6 separate regions of the Homo sapiens genome follow, and all the other regions are linked to region 4. Evidence: chromatin loops called from intact Hi-C (ENCODE). Cell type or tissue: endothelial cell of umbilical vein. All regions are shown on one strand.

What was found. Peaks named below come from ENCODE experiments on the same cell type or tissue, not always from the same donor. Only the 100,000 strongest peaks of a DNase experiment are listed, where the experiment ranks them.
Region 1: it touches region 4 in a loop (7-fold over the local background); 33 of 110 quality-filtered maps call a loop at or near these places.
Region 2: a loop joins it to region 4, with 7 times the contacts of the local background. A loop is called at or near these places in 2 of 110 quality-filtered maps.
Region 3: it touches region 4 in a loop (4-fold over the local background); 8 of 110 quality-filtered maps call a loop at or near these places.
Region 5: a loop joins it to region 4, with 7 times the contacts of the local background. A loop is called at or near these places in 18 of 110 quality-filtered maps.
Region 6: a loop joins it to region 4, with 5 times the contacts of the local background. A loop is called at or near these places in 8 of 110 quality-filtered maps.

Annotation. Positions count from the first base shown.
Region 1 is chr20:51,559,530-51,564,529 of GRCh38, reverse strand. It overlaps a transcript of NFATC2 not described here. Among named protein-coding and RNA genes, the nearest start is that of NFATC2, 19 kb to the right of the region's middle. In endothelial cell of umbilical vein, a CTCF peak has its summit at 2,091 (motif pointing right); DNase peaks (open chromatin) are centred at 589, 1,579 and 2,699; H3K4me3 peaks cover 2,070 bases; H3K27ac peaks cover 2,241 bases.
Region 2 is chr20:51,629,173-51,634,172 of GRCh38, reverse strand. The region is part of intron 15 of ATP9A (ATPase phospholipid transporting 9A (putative)); the gene reads left to right. Among named protein-coding and RNA genes, the nearest start is that of NFATC2, 89 kb to the right of the region's middle. RefSeq lists an enhancer at 2,100-3,299. In endothelial cell of umbilical vein, no CTCF peak of the experiment used is centred here; a DNase peak (open chromatin) is centred at 2,602; H3K27ac peaks cover 3,568 bases.
Region 3 is chr20:51,380,893-51,385,892 of GRCh38, reverse strand. All of the region lies in intron 2 of LOC105372663 (a long non-coding RNA gene), which reads right to left. Among named protein-coding and RNA genes, the nearest start is that of MIR3194, 70 kb to the left of the region's middle. In endothelial cell of umbilical vein, no CTCF peak of the experiment used is centred here; a DNase peak (open chromatin) is centred at 2,392; H3K27ac peaks cover 2,129 bases.
Region 4 is chr20:51,445,269-51,450,268 of GRCh38, reverse strand. All of the region lies in intron 6 of NFATC2 (nuclear factor of activated T cells 2), which reads left to right. Among named protein-coding and RNA genes, the nearest start is that of MIR3194, 5.2 kb to the left of the region's middle. RefSeq lists enhancers at 2,903-3,197, 2,596-3,795. In endothelial cell of umbilical vein, no CTCF peak of the experiment used is centred here; DNase peaks (open chromatin) are centred at 2,858 and 3,358; H3K27ac peaks cover 2,236 bases.
Region 5 is chr20:51,539,884-51,544,883 of GRCh38, reverse strand. It overlaps NFATC2 (nuclear factor of activated T cells 2), which reads left to right and starts at 2,165. Exons shown (of 11, transcript NM_012340.5): 1 at 2,165-2,514. The coding sequence starts at 2,385. RefSeq lists silencers at 2,151-2,310, 2,321-2,430 and an enhancer at 3,195-3,864. In endothelial cell of umbilical vein, CTCF peaks have their summits at 2,515 and 2,714; DNase peaks (open chromatin) are centred at 2,123 and 3,523; H3K4me3 peaks cover 1,757 bases; H3K27ac peaks cover 1,525 bases.
Region 6 is chr20:51,372,158-51,377,157 of GRCh38, reverse strand. All of the region lies in intron 2 of LOC105372663 (a long non-coding RNA gene), which reads right to left. Among named protein-coding and RNA genes, the nearest start is that of MIR3194, 78 kb to the left of the region's middle. In endothelial cell of umbilical vein, a CTCF peak has its summit at 4,725 (motif pointing left); DNase peaks (open chromatin) are centred at 2,977 and 4,667; H3K27ac peaks cover 1,710 bases.

The sequences.
Region 1 (5,000 bases), 110 kb before region 4:
GATGGTTGGTGAAGGAGGCCTCAGGGAATGAGTCTTCCTCAATAGGCTCCACTGAAAAGAATCCTCTCTACGCCCTTAAAGGCTGCACCCCAGAATTTGCCAAGTAAATCAACAGGCAAGCCACCTGCCTTCTATGTGCCTCAGTTTCCCTTTTGGAAAGTGGGAGAGAGGATCCCCTCCTTGCAGGGTGGTTGCAAGAAATTTGGTGGCGCCACGATTTTTGAGTTACTCGAGAGTCAGTGAGACTTCCCTACCTTGAATTCCTTGGCACACAGTAGGTGGACAGATAATGGCTGCTCTCTGGGGGAGCAGCATTACTTAGACTGTCCTGCTGGAGGCCACCCTGGTTGAGGCAGGCTTGAAGAGAGTCCCCTGGGCGGGGCTGGGGGTGGGGCTTTCTCAGGCGCAGTTCCAGCTGGTCTCTGTGGGCCAGCATCTATCTCCAGCAGGAGTGGTTATGTCTGCGAGCTGCCCAGTGAGGCTATTGTGGGCCAGTACTGGAAAACAGAGTGGTCCCACGGATGGAGCCAGCTGCCTCTCGATGCCTCTTTAAGTTCAAGTCTCTCTGTAAGAGCGTGCGGGGGGAGGGGGGGTGTGTATGTGATGAGTCACCAGCCTTGGTTGCTATCCACAATTTTATCAGAGCTCACAACAGTATCTGAAGTCCATTTTCAAAGCCAGCTTTATCTTTGGGCTCAGAATTTCCCACCCTGCAGGCAGGTGAAGAGGCAGACCTAGTCCAAGTCCAGAAAAGGCATCTTGACCGCTGCACCTCTCCCTCTCCCCCTCCCCACGGACCTTCTGGGGGTCTCGTGGCCTATTGCTGTGAACCATGCGTGGCATCGCAAGGACTTTCTTCTGGACACTGTGCAAAGTTCATGATATCCTTTCTCTTTATTTTCCTGTTTATTCAGAGCATGTGTAAACACATGGGTTGCCTGGTTTCAGCTTCTCTTTGGCCATTTCATTATTTCTGGAGCCTCTGAGCATCACTGGAAACCTTGGATTTTCTAAATGAATCTAAAAATAAACTCTTTGAAAAAAAATTCTCGAAGTTGGAGAGTTGACACAAGGCACCGTTATTTATTTCTTTTCCTTCCTCCTCCTTCTCCTCTTCCTCCTCCCCACCATCCTTGAACACACAAAAATCTGGGCAGCCAGAGGCCGTGAGGGACTGGGAAGGGCCCCTGGGCAAACGTCCAGGAGCTTGGACAACCTGGGGTGTTGATTTGAACCCTGGGCAGCTTTCTCCAAGAGGCGCCCGCTTGGCAAATGGGGGGCTTGGGAGTCTCGGGCTTGATTTATGAAAAGCTGCCACGGGCCAGGGAAGGCGGTGGCTGGGCACTCCTTGCAAACAGCCGCCTGGAGCTCCTGCAGGGCTGACTTGGACACTCGCACGCCCCCACCCCCTTCTTCTCGCCGTCGCCCGCTTCGCTCCCTCTCCCAGACTTTTCTCCCGAACAATCAGGGACTTGTGCTGGCGGCCGAAGGAGCCACGGAGCTGGCTGGCCGCGGAGGAGGCGACGTCATGGATTCCTGAGTGTGAAGTTTGCAGGAAAGCCCTTAGTTTTGGAGATGGACGGGATCCAGTGGTTTCCATGGCGCTGGATAAACAGGAGGAAACAGTGAGGGAATCCCGTTATTTTACTGCATTGAAAGCCTATAAACACGGAGCGCGGGGAAGGAAGTCGCGTTGCCTCTGGAGTAAGCCGGATCGCGGAGCCGCGCCGACTCCGCCGAGCCGGGAGCCGGGAGGCGCGCAGCTCCCGGGTCGCTCCGAGGCTCCTCGGCCAGGGCAGCCCCGCGGGCACGCGGTAGAGAAGACGGCGTCCCCTCGGCTGCTGGTCGATACAAACAGATCCCCCTTTCCAAACACGCGCCAAGTCCCCGTGCCCTCCAGATGCAGAGAGAGGCTGCGTTCAGACTGGGGCACTGCCATCCCCTCCGCATCATGGGGTCTGTGGACCAAGGTAACTGACTCTCGATCCCTTCCAGCCTTTTCCGCTCGCTCCTCCCGGCCCTTTCCTGCTGCTCCCGTCCCGGGCAGCACTTTCAGCTCCCGGCAGAGGTCGGTGCGGGAGGCCTGGGGACCCCGCTCGCCCTCGGCGCACAGGTAGCGGGGCCCGCGGAGGGGCGCCCGCGCCCCGGCCAGGGAAGGGACACTTGGGAAGGCGACTTTGGACAACTTTACGCGGGGGCAGGGAAGTGTCCCAGGCCGGGATTCCCTAGGCCAGTCTGTCGGGAGGATTTTCCTCTCCACGGGACACCGGGAGGGATTCTCGCTACTAACCGCTGGCTGTTTAACCGTTTCAGCACTCGGCTTTTGACAGCAAATGCCATAACGCTGCAGTATTATTATTATTACTTTTTTTTCTTTTAAGAGAACAGGCTTGGCATTTTACTATACAGCAAGTATAGTAAGGAAGACTTTGCTTTCTAACAGTTACAGCAGCAGCGGATGCTCTGGGACATTTAAACTATTTTCTTCCCCCTTTTTGATGTGCCTGCTGGATAGAGTCCTCCAGCTACCCCTTTAAAGTGCAATGTACCATCAGTTTGTTTGGGGATCTGATTACACTGTACTTTCCCTGTTTCTGCTTCTTTCCCCCTTCTCTTGGATTTAGTCCTGGTATCACACCACTTGGATCTTATGGGAGGGGGTTAACTATAAGGAGCATAAGATATGAAAATGTCCCATCTGGTCGGGATTGCGGAGGGGCTTTGGCTCCACAATAACGAATCGGTCTTTAAAAGTGGAAATGGGCAAAGCGTTGTGTTTTTCAGAGGGGAGCACTGCGTTGGGGGCTGCAGGGCCTGGCTGCCAAGTGGGAGGGGCTTCGAGAGTTAAGTGAAATAAATTCGCGGAGGAGGAGTTAGCCTCCTGTCATAAAATCAGAGTTGAATGTAGGTTTTGTGCTTTGCGTGGCTGATTAAAGTTCGGGGTGTGGGGGTGGGGGGGGGAAGAAATGACAATTTCAGTAAATAAACCTGAGAGGCTTTTGCTTGCTTGCTTGCTTGCTTGCTTGCTTGCTTGCTTGCTTGCTTTCTTTCTTTCTTTCTTTCTTTCTTTCTTTCTTTCTTTCTTTCTTTCTTTCTTTTCTTTCTCTCTCTTTCTTTCTTTCTTTTCTTTCTCTCTCTTTCTTTCTTTCTTTTCTCTCTCTTTCTTTCTTTTCTTTCTCTCTCTTTCTTTCTTTTTTTTTTTTTTAACTAGATTGAAGCCAAATGCCTTGGGTTAGGTAAACGGTGTGCTTTGCCACGGCAGACCTCAATGACACATAGTTTTAGCTGAGCTGCGCTTTTGAAAGCAAGACCCTGCCAGGACTTCGAACGTTTTAACGGGTACCAGTTTATCCTGTCCTCTGCTAGTGGTCAAGCCTATGACATAATGGCAAAAAAAATTTACTGATATCGTATCATCTGTAAAAGCAATGCTCTCAGACAGAAGACAGATATATTAAGGGCGAGAAAGGGTTTTTACTGTCATAAATACTGAAACCGGGTGTTTGATGTTCTCGTGGTGGGGGTGGAGGTCAGCCTAATGCCAAATTTAGCTCCATTTGGAAAGAGAGAGAGAGAGAAAGAACTTGGATGAGAAACTGGGCTTCTGTTTTACTGTGTGATCTAACACAAGCCTCGAATTTTATTGAGGCTGCTAACTCTGTGCCCCAGGTGTATGAACTAGTTCTGCTAAGGTTTCAAAATGTGGGTATTTTGTGTGCGCGTGTTCAATAGCTACCCTCCCCAGCCCATGCTCATGCGTGCAGGGATTGTGGGTGTATGCACACCAGTGTGTGTGTGTGTGTACATGTGGGAGACAAGGGCACCAGATTGTTCCAGGCGAACCACACTTGGTCTGCCAAGGCAACTGGGCACATAGAATGCAGTTCCAGGCATCAGAGACAGCTGGCTTGACACAGGCTGATCCAAATGCTCCCACTATGCCCTGCACGGTGGTCTCTTGAGGGAAAGCCCAATATCCCATCCAATGGGTGGGGTCGTTAAATAGAGAAGAGAAATATTTGCATTTAAAAAAATTCCAAACTTTCTGCACAGAAAGCGGCATTGGCCCTGTGAAAAACTGAAGATCTGAAAGAGGTGTGTTCAGTTTTATCTGAGTGAGATGATGGAAAGTATTTCAGCAATAAACAAACCCAGGGTGAGCTTTGTTCTCTCCCAAACCCAGACTCCCTGCCTTCTGCTTCCATTAGAATTTCTGCTTGGCCACATCACAACTGTGTGATCTTGGGCAAGTGACTTAACTTCTCTGTGCCACACTTTTCTCATCTGTAAAATGGAGCCAATAATTATGTCTCTCTTCCAGGGTTGTTATGAGATTCAATGAGGTAAAACAGATAAGGCACCGAAAATGGTGTCTTGGTCATAGTCAATGCTCCATAAATATTAGCTACAAATCCTGTTATATTAAAGATGCAAAACAATAAACTGAGGCTGTGGAGAAACTGGATTTGACAGTAAACATTCTTTGAAGAGATGCAGTACTTTCTACTTTCCAAAGTACTTTTAAACTTACTGGAACTTTATAATGACACAGATAGGGTTAAGATCTTGGCTTGTGAAGCCTCAATTTTCTCATTTGCAAAAAGGAATAATGATAGTATCAACTTCATCGGATTGTCAAGAGCATCGTATGAAATGATGCATGTAAAATGCTCAGTTCTGTGCTTAACATGCAGTAAACACACACCAAATAGTATTGTCTGACAGTTGAGGATAGTGAGACCCGGCTTTGCCCAAGGTCACATAGCAGATAAGGAGCACAGTGACTGGCACACAGTGAGTGCTCAATTCCTGCCCTAGATGGTGACGGCAAACATAAATTTATCATTGACTGGAGTAGGACAAGGGGCTAAGTGCTCTGCAAGCATTAAGTCTTTTAATTGTTATAACACTGTAGATGATAAGTACTGCAATCATGGTCTCCTTCCTGGAGGAGGGGTTGGGCACAGAGATGTGTGGCAATGGGCCAAGTGTTATCCAGG
Region 2 (5,000 bases), 180 kb before region 4:
ACGCCACTCTTCAGCTAGTTGTGAAGGACATGTTATATTTTTTTGAGATGTGGCTCGTGTGTCTTCCAGCAGGAAGAACAGGGACTCTGTGCTTAGAGTCTGTGATGCTGTCAGATGGGCAGATCTATTTTTGTTTTAACCTGGCATGCCCCCCTTCCCAGGTTATTAAAAAACATTCACAGTTAAGGCATTTAGAACAAAAAGTTACAGGTAAAGAGGGGGATCAAAACTGCCCTCCCTCTCTCTCTCCCTCCCTCCCTTTCTTCCTCCCTCCCTCCCTCTTTTCCTTCCTTCCTTCCTTTCTCCCTCCCTTCCTTCCCTCTTTCTGTCTCTCTCCCTCTCCCTCTTTCCCTTCTTCTGTCCTTTCTTTCTTTCTTTTTTTTGCCTCCCTCCCTTTTTTTCTTTTCTCTTCTTTTCTTTCTTTCTCAAGACAGAGTCTCACTCTGTTACCTAGGCTGGAGTGCAGTGGTATGAACATGGCTCATTGCAGCCTTGACCTGCTGGACTCAAGGGATCCTCCTGCCTCTGCCTCTTAAGTAGCTGGGACTACAGGTATGCACTGCCACACCCAGCTAAGTTTTAAATTTTTTGTAGAGCCAAAGTCTCTCTGTGTTGCACAGGCTGGTCTCAAACTTCTGGCCTCAAGCTGTCCTCCCGCTTCAACCTCCCTAAGTACTGGGATTACAGGCGTGAGCCACCGTGCCTGACCAGTTCATCTCCATTTTCACCCAACAAAAGACCTTTTACCTTTTCAAGGGATTTCCTTTCAGTCTCTTTTCTAAGCATATCCGAGTGTAAATATCCACACACATTTTTGTAAAATTATCACTGAACTCCATAGAAGGCTTCCTAAACTTCCTCCCTCATTGAACTATATGTATACGATGAGAATTTTTTCGTATTATTAAAATCTGATTTTAATGATTTTTAACGCATGTGCAGCGTTCTGTTGAAAGAATGTGCCACTATTTCATTCATTAACTTATTTTTTGGCTGCTTAGGCTGTTTCTCAATTTCAGTTTTTTTGTTTTGTTTTGTTTTTGTTTTTTGAGATGGAGTCTCACTCTGTCATCCAGGCTGGAGTGCAGTGGTGCAATCTCAGCTCACTGCAACCTCCGCCTCCTGGGTTCAAGTGATTCTCCTGCCTCAGCCTCCTGAGTAGCTGGGATTACAGGCACCTGCCACCACGCCTGGCTCATTTTTGCATTTTTTAGTAGAGACGGGGTTTCACCATGTTGGGCAGGCTGGTCTCGAACTCCTGACCTCAGGTGATCCACCAGCCTCGGCCCCCCAAAGTGCTGGAATTACAGGTGTGAGCCACTGCGCCTCGCTTTTTTCTTGGTTTTGACTACTAAAAATAGTGCTGTGAATGTCCATCTTGGTGAGGTTGTCTTTAATGAAATAAGTATTATTTTGCTATTTTTTTCTCATTTTCTGACCTCTTTATCTTTGGTTGGGTTGGTGGAACTGGGCCTCTGGGGCTTTTGGACTAGTTCTCCCCTTGGCACAAACCTCACCACACTCCTCTAATGTGATGGTTCTCATCCTGGGGGCATTCGAGAATGTCTGGCAACATTTGTGGTTGTCACAACCAGAGGCTGAGAGTGCTACTGGCATGTCATAGGTGGAGAGCAGGGATGCCGCTCAGCATCCTGCAATGCACAGGACAGCCCCCACCTGAGGAAGGGCCTGAGAAACCCTGTTATGATGTGTTCATATAACCCAAATGCTCTATGCAAATGACTGTCCAGTTATCTGATGTGAGGAAGTTTTAGTTCAGTTATAAAACTTCTCCTAGGCTTGGTACGGTGGCTCCTGCCTGTAATACTTTGGGAGGCCAAGGCAGGAGGATCACTTGAGCCAACGAGTTTCAGTCCAGCCTGGGCATCATTGCCAGACTCCACCTCTACTAAAAGCAAAAAAATTAGCTGGGCATGGTGGTGCACACCTGTAGTCCCAGCTACTGGGAAGGTTGAGGTCAGGAGGTCCAGGTTGAGGTCACTCGAGTCCAGGAGGTCGAGGCTGTAGTGAGTCGTGATTGTGCCATTGCGCTCTAGCCTGGGCAACACAGCAAGACCCTGTCTCAAAAAAATAAAGAAAAAGAAAAAAGAATAAGAAAAAAAAGAAAAATTCTCTTGACTTGGTTTAGTGACTGTGGACAGCCCCAGTTTGGGTCTCCCCTGTCTCTTTTTTAAACATGTGTGAGTGCACGCACAGTGCAAGATGGCACCTTCTTGCACCCACAAAGCAAGGCCATTTCCTTGTGTGAATGTCTGTCTCTTAAGAAATCAGGCAAGGTTGGAGAAGGACTCGTGTGATGTCTTTTTGCAGGAAGGTTGTGTCCCTGTTTTGTTTTTGTGGCGTACAAGATGTTCCAGTGCCTTCTCCCCCTTCCCACGTGGAGCCACGGGTTTGGATCGTGGCTGTAGATCATCGTAGCGCTGTCATTGCTGGACTAAAAGAGGCCTTTGAGCAGGTGCCAGATGCAGACCACGGTGGGAAAAGATGAGGCCCCCAAACAATGCCACACAGCCGGCCGATCTCTGTAAATTTATGGCGTAATCTTGCCATAATATGGGAACGAAATAAACTTGTGATGAACTCCGTGGGAGGAAGTGACTCATGGGAGGGGATCGTTGATGCGGTATTTATATTGGACAGAACTTCTGAACTCACTCAAGCCCTTTTCTTAGTGAGGAAGCTGGGCTGGGAGCATCATTTCCTACAGCCACATGTTGTTGAGCACCCTTTGGTTGTCGGGGGGAAGGAAAAAATAAAACCTCTGATTCTTTAATGTGCAGACCCCACAGCTCTCTTTGGCCTGCGTCAAGAGCAGGCATAGCCACAGTCTATCAGAGATAAAGTGTGCAGTTGAACGCTTTTAAACGTGGGTGCCTGTCTTGGCCTGGGGGTGCTCTTATGAGTCAGCATGTTGTTCTAAAAGATTGTTGGTGATTAAGGGGCATTTGAAAGTTATTCTAAAAGAGGAAACTCTACCACTAATCTGATTTTGGATATTTCTGTTCCATGAAAGGGCTGCATAGACAAAGTGGCCTCCAAAGGAGCCTGAAACCAAAGAACAAGGCAGGCAAATCCAGTTTGTCGTTAAAGGGTGTTTTATTGGGGGAAACTTACAGATAGAAGCGTGGTTTTTGGGGGAGCCGAACAGACAGAAGTGTAGTTTTGGGCGGCAGGAAAACAGGTGGATGTCCATACTGTTACTCCCTAGACCCAGGGCTTATACCACAGGGAAAGGGTCCGCGTGCCCCAGCAGGACAATTACGGGCACCTTCCAGGAGAGGCAAGAAAGCTGTATGTTTCATCACCTGTAATTTGTGCGATAACATCAAGGTTGACATGTTCTTATGTGAAGGACGGTGAATTAAGTAGGAATCGGGGGTGTTCATGGGACTGGGCTAATCAGAAGTCAGCATGGCGCATTTGCACCTGAGATGCAGTCACTTTTTTTTTAAGATGGAGTTTCGCTCTTGTTGCCCAGGTTGGAGAGCAATGGTGCAATCTCAGCTCATTGCAACCTCCGCCTCCCAGGTTTAAGTGATTCTCCAGCCTTGCCTCCTGAGTAGCTGGGATTACAGGCATGCACCACCACGCCCAGCTAATTTTGTAATTTTAGTAGAGACAGGGTCTCACCATGTTGGCTAGGCTGGTCTCGAACTCCTGACCTCAGGTGATCTACCTACCTGAGCCTCCCAAAGTGTTGGGACTACAGGCGTGAGCCACCACACCCAGCTTGAGATGCAGTCACTTTTGTCTCCACGGTTCCATATTCAATGAAGACTTTCCGGGCATTTATTCTGGGCTTCCTGGAGTAGCAAAATTTAGGCACAAGGTATTGATGGCCATGCTCAGTTTTCTTGCTTATCTTTACTGCCTCCCACCTCCCAGTGACGCGAATCATTGGGGGAAAATGGGGGAAGGATCTGTGGCTGCGCCGTCATTCCTCAGAGCTAGGACTTCTCAGTCTCAGCACTGTTGACTTTTAGGGCTGGAGGAGTTCCTGGTGGTGGTTGGGGGCGTCCTGTGTGATGTAGGAGGGTGAGCAGCACCCCTGGCCTCCACCCGTCAGATGCTAGTAGGACATTGCCTGCGTTGTGACACCTAGAGTGTCTCCAGACATTGCCACATGTCTCCTGGAGGGCCACATTGCCCTGTTGAGAGTACTGGGCTGAGCCTTGTTCTCTACGTACAGTATGGCTGGGGGACTTGGGAAATCACTCTCATCCCAGCAGCAGTTATACCACTGAGGGGTCCTTTCCATGTGTCAGTCTCTGTGCTACATGCTTGATTCCTGTTTTACAGATGAGAAAACTGAGGTTTAGGGAAGAGGAGTAGCTTGTCCAGCTGCACACAACTAGAAACTGGTACTTGGTCCAAGCATTTGATGCCTGTGCCATGGTGCTACCCACTACCCAGAAAATCTGGTTAGGGTGAACTGAAACTCTGGGTAATTGGATCTCTAGGCAAGTCCTTAGTTAGACTTAGGGATCTGGAATTATTCTCAGCTGAGACAGTCAGTTTGCCCCCAGGAGACATTTGCTAAAGTCTAGAGACATTCTGGTTGTCACCATGGAGGGTGTATGACTGGCATCTAGTGCGTAGGGGCCAGGGATGCTGCTCAACATTGTACAGTGCACAGGAGGGGCCCTGCAGAGCAAAGAGTTATCTGGCCCCAAATGTTCACAGTGACGAGGTTGAGACTCCCTGTTCTAGTCCTTATCTTCCCTATTCTTTCAGTGGACCACAGTTTGATGATATCTGCAGTCCCAAGTGTAAATCTAAAATCATAGCATGTGAGTCTATTCCAGTTGAAATAGTAATAACTTTCAAAACAAAGGTCTTAAATCCATTTGATCTTTCTTTCATCATTGAAAATCTTCCAAGTGCTTTGAGTTTTCCTTTTACTTTCTGTAGCCTTTGCCCCTAAATGAGGCCCCTTCTCGCTTTTCATCTTCAGCCAACTGAAAAAACATTGGTGTCTG
Region 3 (5,000 bases), 64 kb after region 4:
GCCCAGGGCTACACCTAAGAGGCAACTGTGCCCCACTAAGATGATTGCTGCCGCTGCGGCCAACTGTTTTGCTTTAACTCACTTTCTGAAAACCTTACACCACTTCTCCTGAATCGAAAGTCAAAATCACTTAAGCAGAGGACAAGGCTAAAACTATACAGTCATTTTTAAAAAAGAAAAAACAAAAAACAAAAAACAAGTCTGTGTTCTACATTTATATTTAAGCCACACTTAATAAACACAAATTTGGCCTGTGCCTCAGTTTCCCCAGATATAAAATGAGTTCTCTAGTCCCCACCTCACAGGTGCTGCATGTTTAATCAATATTACCTATCGATCCACTGTCCCGTCATTTAACAAACAGATTTCAGATTCACCTAAGGCATATCATGGAGCCTTGAGCTCATCTTGAGACCTCATTTGACTAATATCTGGAAGAAAACATTTAGAGCTCTGACTATGGGATTTAAATTTTTCTAAATAGATCATTAAAGCCAGAAACTTGAGTTTATCCAATTTTCAAAACCTGAGATAACAAGGAAGTTCGTATTGGAGCATCTTGGGGTCACTTTGCCAGGAGTTTGCAAATCTGAACATTGTTCCTTGCTGTATCCAACAGCATGGGGTAGTTTCGTACAAAGGAGCAGAAACAGAACAGTGGTTTCGTGCCAAGTTGGGATTTAAGAAGTGGTAAGATTGACAGGAGAAAACAAATGCTGACTCCTACTCAGCCTCTTCATGTTCATACATTGGGAGGAAACTGGGTTCCTGGTAGGACCAGGTTGAGTATAAAATAACGCTGAGGACAGAGGCACAGAACCACAAGGACCTTTAAGAAATGAAAGTGAAGTCATTTCTTTTGTCTGTGGATCCCCAGTAGCTGTGATGGGGTATAGGGGACACACTTGCTATAAACCTCATGACATTTTGTGGTACAAAGATGGACAAGGTCAGACCAAACTTTCTCCAAAAAGGGCTTCTCACTCTAAACCACCTCTTGCCCTGCCCTCCTGGTAAAATTCAGAAGTTGAGCTTTGTAAATGGCCCGATGAGGAGTTATCAAAGAAACAAAACCCCCTGCTGTATATCTGCCGTGTCCCAGGCCCTCTAGGAATCCCTGATTTACGAAAAACTTCAAGCTCTGAAACATTGCGCTGGACTCGAGACAGGAAGTACAGTGACAATTCACTCTGATTTCCAGGGGCTATACTTTTTACATCAGTGATCCCTAAATTTTTTGTTGAAATGGGGACACTTCATCCTTCTATGAAATACTGACAAAACTCCTTGAAAACACGTTGCCAACAGTTTCTGCTGCTGTGCAAAGTGTCAGAGGATATTTGATTCAGAACCCTCTGCCCTTAATACCATGAGAAAAAAGCATTCACAGGACAACCGTGGAGAGGGTTGTATTTACACCTTCACATACACACGTGCCAGACTCCTGTATGACCTCCCCAACTATGTGCCTTCTTCTCTTTGGTAGCCAGGAGGCATTTTGAGTTCAACATGCCCCAAAATTTCCTGATTCCCAATCTCCTCTTCCTCCCTTCTCCCAACACACACCCATCTTACTCATCAGTTTATGGCAACACCATCTACACAGTCGCTTAGTCAAAACCCTGGGAATAACCCCGGATCCTTCACTGTCCCCACTGCCCACATATCAGCAAGTCCTGCTGGGTCCCTTCTGAAATCATCCCACCTCTATGCCTCATGCTCACCAGAACACCCTCATCTCCTACCTGGATGACACAACAGCCCTTTGCTGGTGTACTCCCGACCTCCCCGTCCACACAGCAGCCAGATCGAGGTTAAAGCAGCCTCAGATCCCATCACAGCCCTGTTTAAAGCCCTCCACGGCTTCCCTTTGCGTTCAGGATGATCCGAATTTCAGGCAAGAGGCTCAGCCATCTTCCTCGGCCCCAAGTTCTCCAGCCTCCAGGTCTCTTTTCTGTTCCTTGCCCAGACCACACCATTCCCCACCTCTCTCTCTGTCTCCTCCTAAAACTTGAAACGCTTTGACCCCCGAGTTTCGTGGACTGGCTCTTCCTCATTCTTCAATTTTCCAATCAAATTCTTGTCCTCAGAGGACTTCAGTGACCGCTGTCATGTGGGACCTACCCCATGCCCCACCCACACATGCACTCAGCCTGGCATGTCAAAAACGCTGTTTGGATGGCCGTGTGCATGTTTGCTGCCTGTCTCTTGCCCCTGTAAATTCCATGGCGGCGACGATTGTCTTGATTTGCTCAATGCCATCTCTCTACCACCCTGGCATGCGGTATGGTAGGCCCCCAGGAACCGGGTGTTAAATGAGCAAACATGCCTTTTCCTGTGCATGGAGAACAATGGGCTCATCTGGCATGTATGGAAAATTAATCATTTCCTAATATTTAACACATTTTATAAACCAAACAACTGACTCAAGGGAGACTTTCCTCCTGCCCCACATGGCTCGGTTTATTCATCTCTAATTACACAGCAGTGTATTCCAGCCTGTCTTCTAGACAGAGCCAGTTCCCTTTGCTACAGAAAGCCAAAGGCCATAATTCCCTAGAATCCTGGAGCCTGCCAGGCCAGTTATCTGCTTTCTGGCAGCCTGCAGTCACCTGTGGCCCTCCTGCTTGTAAAATGCTCACTGCTGTGGCTCAACAGCTCCTTGGGGACAGGTAAGAGAAGGGCCGGCCAGCCAGCTGCCGTTTACAAGCCCAATCTGAAACCGGCTTCTCGGGGGAGTCTGTTTGACAAGGTGAATAACGGATTGTTTGCAGTGGAGCGAGGTGCGGCCAGCGCCTGTAGCTTGCTATGTTAGATGGTGCTAACGCGCTCCGGCTGGGCGCCTCTCCATCTGGTCCTCCCCAGATACACCTGCAGCCGTGCAGTTCAGGAGCCCACGTTCTCATTTATCCTCCCCGTGGTGCAAATAAGCCAGGGCACCCTCTGTGTGCTGCTGGGGTCTTCGACACAGACCTTGGCCCCTGAGCTGGGCTCCAGGATCTGAAGGTGCAAGGGCAGGCTCTCCTAAAATCTGCCCTGTGGACACCCCACCCCCCGTCTCCAGTTCCCTAGACCAGCACTGCCCAGAGTATGTCCAGGGCTCCTCGGAGAGTCGGGCAGTGGGGGTCCCAGGTCCCGTGACTTCCATCTCCCAGGGCTCACGGCCTCCCCTCTGGGACGAGTCTCTTTTGCCATTTATCCCTGTTTATGTCACTCTCATCTCATCCCCTGCGTCTCACTCTGACCCCCATGAGGCTCAGACCCCACTTTCTGCCCCACAGCCCCATGAAATGGTGCTGCCCATCCCTCTGCACCTCACTGCCCCCCATAAACAAACCCCCACATCCTCAGTCTTCCCTCCCCCCAGGGCCTGCGTGTTTTCATCCTAGCTGAAACCCACCGCTCCTGAGCCCTGTCTCCTTGCAGGCCTCTGCGACAATTAGCACAAACTTAGTGGCATAAAGCAACACAAATTCATCACCTCACAGTGCTGGAGGTCCAAGGTCCAAAGTAGGTCCCGTGGGGCTAGCATCCTGGTGTCAGGAGGGCTGCGCTCCTTCTGGGGGCTCTGGGGGAGAAGGTTTCCTCATCCTTTCCAGCTTCTTTGGAAATAGACACGGCTGCCCGCATTCCTTAGCACTCAGCTCTCATCTGCTGGGCCAGCCATCCCATCACTCTGATTCCACTTCCAGCCTCACGCCTCTTTCTCTAACAAACTCTCACATCTCTTTCTTTTGCCTCTAAAGACTCCTGTGATTACATGGGGCAAACCTGGGTAACCCAGGGTACTCTTCCTTTCTAATCACTGGTGATTAGCAATCGCACCTGCAAAGTCCCTTTTGCTGTAGAAGGTAACACATCCACAGATGATGGGCATTAGAACATGGACATCATTACGGGGCCCTTATCCTGCCTGCCATGCCAATGTGGCAGTGTTCAGAGGTGATGCCTTTAAGTGGTGACTCTGGATCCTGAGGGCTCTACCCTCGTGAATGGATGAATCCATTCATGGATTAATGGGTGAATGGGTTATCATGGGAAGGAAACTGGCGGCTTTACAAGAAGAGGAAGAAAGACCTGAGCACAGCACATTAGCGCACTCAGCCCGTCCCCATGCGATGTCCTGTGCCACCAGGGGATGCTGCAGAGTACCCGTGAGCAAGAAGGCGCTCATCAGATGTGGCCCTCGGCCTGGGACTTCTCAGTCTCTACAACGAGAAAGAAATTCCCTTTCAAAATGCCCAGTTTCAGGTATTCTGTTATAAGCAACAGAAAACGGATGAATACGTTGTTCAAGGCTCACGGACCACATCAGTGAAGAACACAGACTAAGCAAAGTCTCCATCCGCGTGAAGTGGACATCCCAGCAGGGTGCAGAGGGAGGGAGAAAGGCCTCAAAGAGACCTGGAGCTGATCATGTTTCAACCTGAACTCTTGCATTTCTCCTTCCTAGCACCGTCCCACCCCAGCGTTTATTTCATTTCATGGGACACCGTCACCCCGGTCACTCAGGCTAGAAGTCCAGCACCATGCTTGGCCCTCTTCCTTCTCTGACACCCATCTCCGATCTGTCAGGAAATCCCATCAGTTCCCTCTTTCAATTTTATCCCGAAACTGACCCCATCTCGGCCTGGCACTCTTCTGAGTCTGGTGTTTGTTTCAGCACCACCTCCTGCTAGGACTGATGTGGTAATCTCTCGGCTGGTCTCCCTGCCTTTCCCCTTCTGCCTGTCCTCATCACAGAGTGTTCCTGCTAATCTTAGATCAGGTCCTTCCTCTGCTCAAGATCCTCAGTGTGAAAGACAAAGACCTTAAATGGCCACCAAAGCTTTCCACTGCCCACCTCCCTTCCTACCTCACCTCCCAGTACTCTCCCATCTTGCCCTCTGCTCCAGCCCCCTGATCTCTCACTCTCAAACATGCCACACTGCCTGCATCTCAGGGCCTTCGTCCAGCTGTTGCTTCCACCTGGCATCTCTTCCATTAGATGTAATAGCTCC
Region 4 (5,000 bases):
CCCACAGCGGTCACCAGCACAGCTCTGAGGTCGGATGGCCTGGGTTCAAATCCCTGATCTGCATTTAGTAGCTGTGTCGTTCTGAGTAAGTTACTTCACCTATCTGGGCTGACATTTCCTCTTTTGTAAGATACAGATGATGATTTACTTCTCTTGGGAGGCAAGATTAAATGAGATTATACACGTTGGGTGCTTTGCATAGGGCTCAGAACATTGAACATGCTCATTAGATGTTAGCTCTTTTATTATCATCATTATATTTTGGCTGTAGAAAAACAAAGACAAGTAAGACTTTATCTCATGGAACCAAGAGACATTAAAAAACAGTAGTAAGTACTAATAATGAACGTTATTAGTAATTGAGTAATTAGTAGTTCATTAATAATGAACTATGTGCCAGGCCTTATTCTAAGCACTTTGTATGTGCTAACTAATCTGATCCCTCATAAGAGCCCAAAAGATAGACTACTGTTTTCTCAATTTTACTGGTGAGAAACTGAGCACAGAGAAGTTAAGTAACTTAGTGAAGATCACACAGCTGATAAAGGGCAGTGGTGGGATGACCTCAGGCAGCCTGGCTCTAGACCCCACACCTTGGACTCTGCTGTTCTATGCTTAAAAAGCTTAGAACCAGGTTAATTTTGCGTGAAGACCCTTCAGCTGCTCTGAGCCACAGGCTTACCCATTTTGTGGCGATAGAGATCCTTGAATTAACCACTGCACCGCTCTGAGCAGCAGTTTGAATTCTCTAGTGTGTTTCCGGCATCAAGAGGATACATTTCTGACCCTTCCATGCCTAACTGAAGAATCCCAGGTGAATGTAGTTCCTGGATTAACGACAAGAGACAATCGGGGGTGTTAGGGACACGGTGGGCTTCTCTGCGGGGGATGTCTGGCTCTGAGGGCTCTCTGCAGAGAGGGGGCTCGCCTTGCATTTGCTGGTCCTGCTCTTTTGACCTCAAGAGCTCACCTCCCAGCCCGGGACGCCTTCTGCAGGGGGAATCCCTGTTGCTCAACTTCTTTTTTCCAAAACTCATCCCCGTTCCCATCTCCATGGACATTTGGCCAGCAAGGGCTCTGCGGGGCGGGGCGGAACAGTTGAAGTTTTCCAAGGAAGGGGAATCCCAGCTGTTTCTCACATTAAGGAAAGGTGACAGCCTCCTGGGCTAATCTTAGCCCCGAGTTTGGTCATCGGCACCACCAGCTCCAATGTTCTTTTTATAGCTGTCGACTAAAATGGAATTGGCAGTTTCCACTCCAGCAAGATGACAAATTGGAGAGCAGTGGAAAAACAGTAGGAGAGGGGCAGCGTGGTGTTTCTTAAGTTAGAAAAGCTTGGTGTTTTGGAAAATGGCATCTTATTTATAGCAGCAATAATAATAATGATTATTATATTATTTGTATTACTATTTTTGATTATTTTTGTGACTTTCAAGAGCCTGTGTGATCTGGCTCTGACCTCAGCTTTTTTGACTCTCTCCCTGCCACTTGGCCATAGCAACACCTGGCTTCCCTCTGTCCTCAAACACCCCAAGCCCATTTCTGTCTCAGGACCTTGGCTTTCTCCGTTTGCTCTTAGAATGTTCCTCCACCATTTCTTTTCTTTTCTTTTTTTTTGAGACGGAGTTTTGCTCTGTCGCCCAGGCTGGAGTGGCGTGGCGCGAGTGCGCGATCTCGGCTCACTGCAAGCTCCGCCTCCCAGGTTCACGCCATTCTCCTGCCCCAGCCTCCTGAGTAGCTGGGACTATAGGCACCTGCCACGACGCCTGGCTAATTTTTTGTAGTTTGTTTAGTAGAGACGGGGTTTCACCATGTTAGCCAGGATGGTCTCAATCTCCTGACCTCGTAATCTGCCTGCCTTGGCCTCCCAAAGTGTTGGGATTACAGGCGCGAGCCACTGCGTCCGGCCTCCTCCACCATTTCTTTTCAAGCCTGCGGCCTCCTATTCCTCCCAGTCTCAGCTCAAAGGTCACTTCCTCCACGGGGTCCTCCTTGACCGTCATTCTGAAGTTGTCCCGCTTCCCAGACACCTTGTCACCTTCTGTGCCACTGCCCGGCTCTGTTTTCTTGGGGGCACTTAGCGCTGTTGAAATCACCTACCTTGTCTGTCTGTTCATTTATCACCTGGTCTCTCATGCTGGACTCTTAGTTCCTTGACAGCAGAGTCTCAGCGTTTGCTGCTGTATCCTCAGCATCCAGAGTGGTCCCCGGCACATAGCAGGTGCTCATTTGTGTTGTTGAATGAATGCATCTCTTTTAGTTGTCACTCCAGCCCTGAGAAGCGGGCAGCATTATCCCCATTTTACAGATGAGGTAACTGAGGCTCACAGATGTCAAGTCATGCACCCCAGGTCAGCCCACAACTGGTGACAGAGGTGGAATCCCAAGGCAGCATTTGTCGTCAACTCGAGTAATTTTTTCTAGTCATGTCAGAGAGGACAGAGAAACCAAACAGAACAATCAGGGTCTTTCCTATTTATCATTCTCAGTAATTGCTGAAAAGCCATTTGGATGTTCTCTGAAATTTAAAAAATGTGTAACCCTTCAGGCAAAGTTCACGCTGGGAAGTCCAGGCTGTTCCTGACTTCAGTGGGAACCCTGGCCCTTGGCCACAGGGCCTCAGGCGGAGTCGGGGGTCCCAGCAAAACATTGCAAAACAGGAAAAAATCTAAGGACACAAAAATAAAAGTGATGTGGCAGCGGGAAAGGGGTTGCCATGGCTTTGAGCGACTCGCTGCGCCTGGGTGGGATCCAATGTTTTGGAAGGTTCCTTCACATGACACAGAGTTTTGGAATTTTTCGGCTGGTAAATCCTTCTTAATTCAGGCCCCCAGGCTTGGCCAACTAGCTCCCTGGCTCTGTGTGTCCTGCGGGGGCGTAGGTTGGAAACTGGCCTGCATCAGATTACTCAGCTTTGAAACTTAAATTGTTTGAAGAGAATTTTTTGTTTTGTTTTGCTGGACGATTTTCTTGGAACGGTCTGATGGCAGAGGCTCCCATCACCTGTCCAGAGGACAAATTGATTTTTTAGAAAGGACGCGTGGGTGGTGGAATTCCCTCTTTCCCACTGAGTCATCATATCCTGACATGAGTCATTTTATTACTTGGAGGTCCCCAAAGGTTGTATTTTGAGCTTTGTTTAATAAATATAAATGCATATGCTTAAAATAATTTTTTTTTTTCTAAATTAAGTATTTTTCCGTGAATTTGTGCCCTGGAACAATCGGAACCATCTTAGAGCAGACACCTGCTCTTCCCACCTGTTTCTCTCCCTGGGTTTGGTTGTACCCGGCGTGATGTTCTCTGAAACAATAGACCTGGTATGGGAGTCTCTAGATGGGGCTTCCCTCTGGGAAATGTCAGACTCCAGACAGGGCTGGGGCATGACTAAGGCTCTCCGGACCTTTGCCCTCTGTGACTCATGTCCCTGGTGTCAGTGGCCCCCCGGGCTGGAGCCCATCACTTACCCACAGCTTTGCTGGGACACGAAGCTGCTCTCCAAAGATGCGATCCAGATTGCAACTCCGAAGCTGCCGTGGAGATAGAGAAAATGGTCTCGTTTTCAGGGATCTAAATATTTGCCTAAACTTGGTCCCCTGCATTGAAGAACAGGCTTTTAAGTCCAAGAATCCTGCAGTTCATTCCGTTTGCATCCATTTGAAGGAGGCCACAGAGAAATGAGTTTTTAGTTAGAACACTCATTGTGTCTAAGCACTTCCACCATCAGAAATTGTTCCTGGTACCAAAGGCCTTTGTGTAATTCCCACTTCAAAGGCTGGATTTTGAATCACCCAGCAGACTCGGCCTGAAGCCTGGATTGGCCTCACACTATGTACCTTGGGACTCAGTTTTCCCATCTCTGAGATGGGGTTGGTGGTGTATTAGCAATAGAAGGAGATCAAGGAACTGAAAGTATCAGGCACATAGTAGGTGCTCAGAAAACATCAGCTGCCCTTCTACCTGCACTCTGGGAGCCTGGTTGACTTCACACAGGGTTCAGAGGGCAGAGCCATGTTGGTTTCTTGTCTGGGAGAAGAGTCCTTCTTGGCGAGGTGAATTCCTCTCCTGTCCTTACCCTAGACCCATCAGACTCCTGGAGTCATAGCCTGGCAGCTGGAGGGAGGGTAACTCATGGTCTGCTTCCTCCCCTTCCCATTTTACGGATGGGGAAGTCGAGTCACACAGTGTGGTCACTAGACTTCTTTGAGGTGACAGAGTTCATCAGTGGAGGGCTGGGCCTGAAACCCCAACTTCCTGGTTCCCAGAGTAGCTGGCTGTCTGAAATGTGTGGGGATCATCCACAGATGACAGCTTAGGGCCGAGAAGAGTCACGTCTAGGGTGGGACAGGGGAGGAGCTGAAATCCGACCTCTGTGTAAGATTGACCTTGACTGAGCATCCAAGCGTGCCCTCTCAGGCTTGCTCCACTCACTCAGCCCCCGGTGCTTCCATGTTCATTTCCCGGGTGTTTATTGAGCACCTACTATGTGCAGTGCCATGCCAGGCACAGGGGACACATGGCAGGTGAGGTCCCTGCCCTTGGGAGTGGACAGTCTGAAACTTGTTTATAAGCAGGACACTTTCAGATGGGGAAAATGCTATGAAGCCAGGGAAGCCAGGTCACAGGCCCAAGAGAGAAAAGCGTGTGGAGTTAGGGGGGAAAATATAGGATGCGCAGTCAAATTTGAATCCCAAACAGTGAATTTCTTTAGTAAAAGTATGTTCTATACAATGGCAAGGAGTTTGGGACATACTTGCAGTAAAAAGGTATTCGTTGTTTTCTGCAGTCCAAGTTTAACTGAACATCCTGTATTTTTATTGGTTAAATCTGGTAACTCTGGATAGAGGAGTCAGGGAGCTCTTGCTGGAGGAGATGGCTTTCAGCAGACCCCTGAAGGTGGGAAAGAGAGAGCCACAAGGACTGCTGGGAGAGTGTCCCAGGCAAAAGGAGCTGCCCAGTGCCAAGGCCCCAGCGTGGAGATGAGCTTAGGGCATTTGAGG
Region 5 (5,000 bases), 95 kb before region 4:
TGAGCCAGCCCCCAGGCCCCTGCAGTAGAGTTTGAGTCTAAACCAAAGTGGTTCTCATCTCTGGCCACACATTGGAAGCATCTGGTGAGCTTTTACAAAATACTGATGCCTAAGTCCCAACCCCAAACATTCTGATCAAATCGATGTCTGGTGGTGCTCAGGTCGTTGAATACAAATTTTAACAGCTCTCCAGGTGATTCTAATGTGTAGTCTGGGTTAAGAACCACTGGTCTGAGTGCAATTTTGAAAACCCCGTTCATAACTGTGCTACTTTGCTTTCAGGGCATAAGCATGATGAAGGGAGAGGCTGTGGCTTGTTGATGGTTGCATCCCCAACATCTTGTGGCAGTGCCAGGCAGGTGCTCAATAAATATTTGTGGAATGATGGATGGCTTGGCACAAATCCCCTTAATGGAGCTGAGATGGCTCCCCTGAAGAATGCGTGTCCTCAATTCCTCCTGGCACATGGGGAAGGATTCGAATCACTTGAGGTCAAGCTGTGGTTCTCACGAGGATCTTAAGACCTCTCCCGTCTAATCTTCTCATCCTCAACACTGGCTGCACCTTAGATTCATCTGAAGTTTAAAAAAATTTTCAGGCCGGGCGTGGTGGCTCACACCTGTAATCCCAGCACTTGGGGAGGCCGAGGCGGGTGGATCACGAGGTCAGGAGATCAAGACCTTCCTGGCTAACACAGTGAAACCCCATCTCTACTAAAAATACAAAAAAGTAGCCAGGCATGGTGGCTGGCGCCTGTAGTCCCAGCTACTCGGGAGGCTGAGGCAGGAGAATGGCGTGAACCCAGAAGGCAGAGCTTGCAATGAGCCAAGATCGCGCCACTGCACTCCAGCCTGGGCGACAGAGCGAGACTCCGTCTCCAAAAAAAAAAAAAAAAAAAAAAAAAAAAATTAGGAATTCTGCTTCAGTGGGTTTGGATTGCAGCCCAGCACGGGAGTTTAAAAAGGTGTCCCAGGTGATTCTAATATGTGGGAAGGGTTGAAGACCACTGTTTTGATCTTTTCTACCTCTGTGAGTCTGTTTCCAACTTCAGCTAAGTTGGTGGAGCCCCCTGGCAGAGTTTTATTGGAGGGTGTTCTTTAGTTACTGGGTCCTTATGCAGTGTTTGCCAAATGTACCTGTTCATTAATGCTCACGTTGGGTGCTTAATTAAAAATACACATTCACGAGTCTGTATTCAGACTTATGGAATCAGAAGCTCCAGGGAGGGGCCTGGGAATCATGCTTTAAACAAGCAGCCAGGCGTGTTTGTCACTTGCCAACCGCCCCATCAGAACTGTACTCCTCGTTCTCCCTCCAGCACACCCAGCCCCTTCGAGCTCTGGCTCTGTGTTTTGGTTCTCACTGCCAGAACACACTTCCCCAAGATCGCCTCATCAATCAGGTTTCTTCAAATGTCACCTCCTCAGAGAGGTCCTCCTTGACCACCCAAGGGACTAAAGCCACCCCAACCTTTATCCCATACCCTGGTGAGTTCTCTCCTGGCCCCATAAGCAGATGCTTTTTGTCCTGTTTCTCTCCTTCAGGCCTCTCCCACTACCAGAGCCTGAGCTTCCGAGGGCAACAGTGTCTGGCTCCGGCTGGGTGCCCAGCACCTGGCACGTGGTAGGTGGCCAGGAGGCATAGCTGTAACGGGGGGGACTAGTGCTGTCAGTCCGATTCCTTCCTAGGCGCTGGGGAGTTGAGTTCAGGGCCATGCAGGTGTCTGAAGTACTGTGAAAATCATGCCGCCCCCGTGGGCACACGGAGACGCCTGGAGACACGGGTCTGCAATAGAAGGGGGTGGATACCCCCTTCCACCCCATGGAGAAGAAAAGCAGGAAAAAGTGTGGGGCCAGTGGGTCCCTTAGGGCAAAAGTCCTAGTGGCGGCAGCTTTCTTGTCTAGACCCTGGTTCGCGCAGCGCGTGTCGCACTCACCCGTGGAGGGTGGGAGACAGCGGCCGCCCCAGCGCCCAGCGGTGGCCCGGGACAGTGTGGTCAGGTCCGCGGACAGCCTCCTTCCTCCCGGCACCGGCCAGCCCAGGCCGCGCGCCCCTCCCCTCCGGTCCCCTGGTGGCGGCCCCGCCCCCGCCGGCCTGGCCGCCCTGTCCCCGCCTCCACGCCCCCCCCCCCCCCGCCTCCCCGGGCTGCAACAGGTGCCTCCGGAGCAGGAAGCTCGCGCCGCCGTCGCCGCCGCCGCTCAGCTTCCCCGGGCGCGTCCAGGACCCGCTGCGCCAGGCGCGCCGTCCCCGGACCCGGCGTGCGTCCCTACGAGGAAAGGGACCCCGCCGCTCGAGCCGCCTCCGCCAGCCCCACTGCGAGGGGTCCCAGAGCCAGCCGCGCCCGCCCTCGCCCCCGGCCCCGCAGCCTTCCCGCCCTGCGCGCCATGAACGCCCCCGAGCGGCAGCCCCAACCCGACGGCGGGGACGCCCCAGGCCACGAGCCTGGGGGCAGCCCCCAAGACGAGCTTGACTTCTCCATCCTCTTCGACTATGAGTATTTGAATCCGAACGAAGGTCGGTGGAGGCTACCCCTGGCCTGGCCCCTGAGCCCGCCAGGGGCTCAGGCCTGGGGACTGGGCACAGGAGTCCTCTTGGCTCCAGCCGTCCCCCTTCCTAAGGGGCCTGGAGGGAGGGTGCCCCTACCCAGGTGCCAGGGAGGGGAGGCGTCAGTGGCCCCTGCCACCCTTAGGGGGCGGTCGGCTCCCTCTTGCCCCTTAGGGGCACCAGTTTCTGGTTGCTCATGACTGCTCCCTGAGGGTCACTCTCAGCAAAACAAAAGGTGGCAGGCAGGTCCCAAGGCTGGGGGGCGGGTGCTGTCTGCTGGCCTCTTGCCTGGGACTGGGCTGTCAAAGGGCAAGGGACATGATTTCTGTGCCTTTGGAGGGAGGAGGTGAGGAAGCGAAGAATGGAGTTAGCAGGGAGGAGTTGCCAAAAAAAGAAGGAAGGGGGGTGCAGCTGAACCCAGTTATCAAGGGTAGGAGGCCGCTCCTTCCCTCCAGGCACTGAAGTGAGGCCACGCAGCTCCCATCACCTCCTGTGAGCAGTGGTTGACGGGGACTTTGTGTTGAAACTGAGGAAGAGGTTGTCTGTCTGATGCTGGAGAGGGTTAAAACCTTTGGTATTATAAGGCCGGCCCATTTCCTCCCTGGGTTCTGCTGCTGAACCCATCACTTACCACTCACAAGAGGATTGGTCTGAGCTATATTAAGTGATCTTCTACGCTTAGTCCTAATGGATGTGGTGGGATGGGGTAGGGTGAGGGGCAGCTGCAGCATGGATTCAGAAGGACACAGGCTCTTTCTGCCTGAACTTTGTCACTCTGTGCCTCCAACTGCCCTCAGTTGCTGGGGGCTGGGGACTTCCCCGGGCTGGGCCCAATGCTTATCTGTCACTTCACGTGTTTAACAGGAGCATTCGTTAGAGGGAGGAGGAGGAGGAGGGGGAAGCGGCCACACGCCCAACCTCACTGTGTATTTCTGGTTAGCAGGTTGTCTTGGAAAAAACAAAAAACCCAACCAGGCTTCCTGATTTTGACAGCCCAGCCCAGCCCAGCCAATGCTTGTTGAAGGCTCAGTGGCAGGCCTGTTAGTAGCTTCCAGACGCACTCTGGGCTTGCCTCCATCTAGTGTGTAGGAAGGGCTTGTGCTGACTGGCTCGTGGAGGAAGCCTGTCAAGGAGGCTTGGTGGCCTGATGTTTCCCACAAACACTGTGTTAGGCAGATAATGAAGTTTTCGCTTCCATCGGTGTCCTCTCTGGCCACGTTAGGTGAGGGGTTTGCTTTAGCTTTGGGTATCCTCTTCCCTTGGATACCCAGAGATGGTCATTAGTAATAATTTTGTGTCTTGGCTGGAGATGGAAACAATTAGCCAACAGAAGAGACCAGTCTTCTAGAGTTGCAATCTGGAGGACATCTTTTGCTTTGAAAAGATACAATTAAGAATCTGCAAACGATCCGCACTAATATCCGTGGTCTTTCTGTTCATTAAGATTAAAGTCATGTTTTTCAGGGAACGAATACTCACACCCCTCCCAGATTGGTAATCAGCTTTTATTTTCCTTGTCGGGTGGGGTGGGGGGATTTCCGGGGAAATAGTTTCCAAGCCAAATCTGAAGGGAGGTACTTTTTATGGTTTTTCTTGGCAAGTGCTGCTTGGTGGCCACCAGATGGGTATCTAAATGACCACAATGAAAGCCCTGGAATCTGTTTTCTCAAAAAAAAAAAAACAAAAAAAAAACTTCAGTTTTTGGAACAGTTTCAGATTTACAGAAAAGTTGCAAAGATAGCACAGAGAGTTCCCATATACCCAATACCCTGTTTCCCCGTGTTATTAATGTTTTACATTAGTATGGTGCATTTATTGTAACCAACAAACCAATATTGACACATTATTAACTGAGGTTTATGCCTTATTCAGATTGGGAATGTTTTATGTGACCTTCACTGTTTTGAGGAGTGTTGGTTGTATTGTAGACTGTCCCTTCATTAGACTAGGGCTCTAGGTTTTCGGGAGGAAGCCCACAAAGATAAAGCTCCCTTCTCATCACATCGTATCAAGAGTATGTACTATCCAGCCAGGCGTGGTGGCTCACGCCTGTAATCCCAACACTTTGGGAGGCTGAGGCGGGCGGATCACCTGAGGTCAGGAGGTCAAGACCAGCCTGGCCAACATGGTGAAACCCCAACTCTACTAAAAATACACAAATTAGCCAGGCATGGTGGAAGGCACTGTAATTCCAGAAACTCAGGAGGATGACGCAGGAGAATTGCTTGAACCCAGTAGGCAGAAGTTGCAGTGAGGCAGGTGGCACCATTGCACTCCAGCCTGGGTGACAAGAGTGAGACTCTGTCTCAAAAAACAACAACAAAAAGTATACTATCCATGTCATTTATCATTAATGCTAACCTTGATTACCCAGTAGAGGTAGCTTTTCTCAGTTTCTTCAAACTCTTTGGAAGGCATTACTACATGAAGCCCACACTTAAGGAGTACAGAGTAAT
Region 6 (5,000 bases), 73 kb after region 4:
GCAAGGGAAAACGCAAAGTGCAGACCTGTGCGTCCCATTCATGGGATGACCACACACACGCACACACACACACACACACACACACACAATGACATAAACTCATACACACACAATGACATAAATTCACACTGCATACACACATACTGCATACACACACTGCATACAAACACACACATCCACAATGCAAACACACATACTGCATATACACATGCTGTATACACATCTGCATATACATACATACTGCATACACGCACACTGTATACACACACACATCTGTATACACATACATACTGCATACATGCACACTGTATACACACACATCTGAATACACATACGTACTGCATACCTGCACACTGTATACACACACACAAACACACGTGCTTTTTCTGAAAGACATTTCAGAATTACTAATGGTCCTGGGAGTCCAGGGGCATGGGGGAGGGGACGAGAGGGGCTTTTCGCTCCATATCCATTTGTACTGCTTGAAATCTGTAACCACACAATCTATGACCAAGAAAAAGTCTTAAAGTAACAACACATCGTTACCTACACCCGGAACAAAGCCACTACAGGTGTGACCCCCTCATCTGCTGCAAGCCGCTCAGTGCCGCTCCTGCCCCTCTCAGTCCCTCTCCGGCCCCTCCCCTCATGCCTCCTGCCCCTCTACCCTCTGTAAAGATGGAGCTGGGGGAATAATATGGTTTGGATCCATGTCCCTGCCCAGATCTCACGTTAAAGTGTAATCCCCAGTGTTGGAGGTGGGGCCTGGTGGGAGGCGATTGGATCATGGGGGTGGATCCACTGGTGCTGTTCTCGTGATAGTGAGTTCTCATGAGATCTGGTCATGGAAAAGTGTGTAGCACTTCCCCACCCTTCTCTTGCTCCTGCTGCTCTGCCCATGTGATGTGCTGGCTTCCCCCTAGCCTTCCACCACGATTGTAAGTTTCCTGAGGCCTCCCCAGAAGCAGAAGCCACTGTGCTTCCTGCACAGCCTGTGGAACTATCAGCCAATTAAACTTCTTTTCTTTGTAAATTACCCAGGTTCAGGTATTTCTTTATAGCAATGGGAGAACAGCCTAAGGAGGCGGGGGGCGCGCTACATCTTCCGTGTCTCTCCCTCTCCCTCCTGGTGTGTTCTGCACAGGGCTGCCATGGAGCAGCAGCCCTAATATTTTTTTCAAGGATCCAAGTTCTAAAGCTAGACAGCAACGGTGGCTACAGGCACAGAGGCTACAGTGTCAGCTGCCCTGCGTTCAGGGAGCTGGGCAGGGAGCTTGTTCCAGTGTCTTCCATTTGCCCTCCAGGTTCACCCTCAGCTCTCTGGGCCTGGGAGGCGGACCATATGACCAGCCTCTCCGGGGCACCTCTGGCTTTCAGAGGGTTCCTTCAATAGGAGGTGCCAGCAAGAGATGGAAGGTTGGGTGTTCATGCCGTGGCCTGGATATGTCCCTCAACAAAAGCCACTGTCTCTCCAAGTGGCCCTCTCCATGGGGTGCCATCCCTCCCGGTCCCAGAAACTGCTCTCCTCCTTAACCTCTTCGGGCCTTGGGGCGGCAGAGGTGCCCCAGTGCTGATAGCTCTGGGGGATTCATCTTGCATTACGTTTCCCCTCTCTCCTGTGCCTTTGTGAATAATCCATTAAAACTCTCCTCAATTTACTCCTTTGCCTGTGTAGCCTCCTTCTGGGTTCCTGGTTTCTGGCCTGCTATCGTCTGTTCCCTTCACAGAAGCCAGAGGGATCCTTTTCAATATGAGCCAGATGATAGCACCTTTTGCTAAAGCCCGCCAAAGGCCCTGACCTCACTCAGAATAAAAGCCAGGGTCCTGCTATGATCTGGCCCCCAGCTACTCTCAGACCACCTCATCCCTCCAGCCACGCTGCCATCTTGCTGTTTCTTGAAGAAGCCAAACACGTTCCTGCCTCGGGGCCTTTGCACTTGCCAAGCCGTCTGCCTGGAACGCACTTCCCCCATCCCCTGCATGGCTCTTTGGGTCATGTTCCACCTCCTCAAAGAGGCCATCCGTGGCCACCCTAGCTAATGTATCTGCTCCACCACCCTCCCTCGCAATACCTGGGGTCTTGTTTGGGTTGAGTGCCTATGATAGGATCACTCTCCCACCTGTCTTCCCCCGAGAAGGTCAGTTCCTCGAGGGCAGAGTCAAGTCTGCCCAGTCCACAGTTGTGCCCACAGTGACCAGAAGTGCCAGGCATGTGGTAGGTGCTCTGATATTTGATGAATGAATGGGGACATTTCCCATGCAGCTTTCTCTGGAATTCTTGGCTGCCGCCTGCCTTCTAACAAGTCCCTTGACTACAACCTGTATGGTCCGGGGACAATGGGGGGATGTTTGAGGAGACACAAGCTTTCTCCTGCAATTCATCCAACCAGAACCCCAAATTAGAACCAAATAACTCCTTTGGTGTCAAGGCTAGAGCAAGAGAGAGACAGAGATAGACAGTGCCTGCTGGAGGAACAGTGGAGCAGGGCCAGGATGGGAGGCATCATAAGAACAGTGTGGTCGGCTGAATTATGGCCCCAAAGAGGTCCCCGCCCTAATCCCCAGAACCTGTGAATATGTTACCTCATAAGGCAAGAGGGATTTTGCAGGCGTGATGATGTTAAGAACTCTGAGACAGGGAGATTATCCTGGATTATCCAGGTAGACCCAGTGGAATCACAAGGATCCCTATGGAATGGAGGCAGGACCGTCAGAGAAGATGTAATGATGGACAGAGAGATCGGAGTGATATGATCCAAGGAAAACAGATGGCCCCAGGAGCTGGAAAAGGCAGGAAACAGAATCTCCCCTAGAGCCTCCAGAAGGAAGGCAGCCCTGCCAATATTTTGATTTTAGGACCTCTGCCCTCCGGAACTGTAAGATGTTAAATTTGTGTTGCTTTAAGCCATTAAGTTTGTGGTAATTTGTTATGGCAACAAGAGAGAACTCATACAAAGAGTAATATCTGCTCTTTCCTAACTGCTTATCAAGTGTGTGCCAGCCGCTGCAGGAGCCGTTCCCAGCACTCTGCAGAGCAAGGGCTCTTGTTATCTCCATTTCACTGATTAGGAAATGAGAGGTGATATGGCTTCCCCGGGGTTGCATGGTGAGTGGCTGAGGCAGGCCGGAAGGCAGGTCTCCTTGATCCCAGAGCCCACATTCTTCCCACTAAGACACCCTGCTTCCCCGGTGCACTCACACTTCTTTGGCCTTCCATTTCCCGTTTGTCACCCATGGGCCACCTCTCACCTTGGAGTTTCACAGCCCCTGGCTGCTTTATGCAGAGAAACGGCCAAGACAGCCTCGCCCAGTGACCCCACCTCTCTGAGCCTTGGGGTGTTTCCTGGCCTCAGTCTTCCCTGCCTGGCCCCTGGGAGGATCCAACATGAGGGCGCCTGTTCAGAGAACTTGCAGGCCTTGTTGGGTGAGTCTGTATCAATGCCTGGCCAGTGACCCATCCCTCTGAGCTGCACTTGGAGGCCAGAGGGTGGCGATTCTCCTGACTCCATTGTAAAGCCCAAGACAACCTCGGAATCTGATTGGGAGAGTGGATTTGCATCTGTTGCCTGCCTGGGCTGGGTGCTCTTGCACATTTGCTCAATCCATCTGAAGCCACCTTTGACACTTCTAATGCCATCATCCGCATTGCACAGCTGGGGAAACTGAGGCCCAGAGAACTGTAATACGAGCTCCAAAGCATTCATTTATGCACCCAACAGGTATTTTTTGATGCCAACCTTGTGCCTAGAACAGAGTGTTTTGGACACGGCAGTGGAGCTTGTGTCCCAGCAGGAAGGATAGACTGTATAAACCATAAGAACAGAAGAGTTCAGCAATGGGTGCCTCGGGAAAAATTAGCAGCAGGGAGGGTGCGGCTGGTGGTGCTTCTGGCAGGGGCTGTGATGTGCCTGGTGTTGTGCTATATATACTGGTTCCAGGATTTCTGTCCCCGAGCCCTGCGGCCATCCCGTAAGGTGGGGCTTTCCTCATTTCTCAGATGAGCCGGAGGCTCAGAGTGGGTGCAAGCTGGTGACCCTGCAGCTGTGCAGTGGCAGAGTGACGATTTGAACCCAGGTCTGTGTGCACCCAAAGTGGATATGCTTGCACCCCCTAACCTTGCCCCCAACAGGGATTCTGTGGCCCTTAGAGGGTGCAGCCCATGAGGCTCTGATCCCTGGGGGCTCTGATCTCTGGACCAAAATGCATCCAGGGACTTCCCTGTTTGCCAAGCAAGAACGAGGGGTAGGAGCAGGCAGGGGCGAACCGTCGAGGAGATTTATTTTGGGGAATCTAAAAGCCTGAGTCTGGCCAAGAACACTCCAGTAGAAATGCACGTTTTCTCCATGTGAACATTATGAGCCCCAGAAATCTGACTTCCCCCTGGCCAGGCTGGTGGGAGATGGCCTCTGTGTGGCCCGGAGTCCCCAGGTACCCCCTAAGTAGGTACAGCTGTCGGGCTTCTGTGCTTGGAAACGTTCACATGCTACTGACACTAGATACTTTCCTTCCTAATGAGCTTTCCCCCGCACAAACAACTGGATGTGGAAAGATCCATCCTCTGCGCCCAGCCAAGGCAACCTGTGGGTAGAAATTTCCCTTTAGGCTGAGCAGGGAGGCCCGTTCTAAGGTGAGGAGTATTTCCTGGCCACTGGGAAGACACTGGAAGGGACTCTTGGTGGAGCCCCACTGCCCTCTAGAGGTACGGATCCCCAAGCCCCACTGAGGATGCTCAGATCCAGGGCCTGGGGCTCTCCCGGGACCTGCTGCAAGAGTGGCTTCCACAGGCTTCCCTGCAACCTCCTCCAGCCCCTACCCCGAGTCAACCTTTCCCTGACCTCCGTCCATTTGCTGAGTTAAGAGAAGTAGGACATGTCCAGCCTCCAGCCAAGTCAGGTCCCTGGACCGTAGGCTGTAGCTCAACGAACTCGGCTTGCTCTGTCCCAGACAATGGCACACATCCCTGGGAACTGCTGCCAGTCCTCTCCGGAGACTTTTAAAGC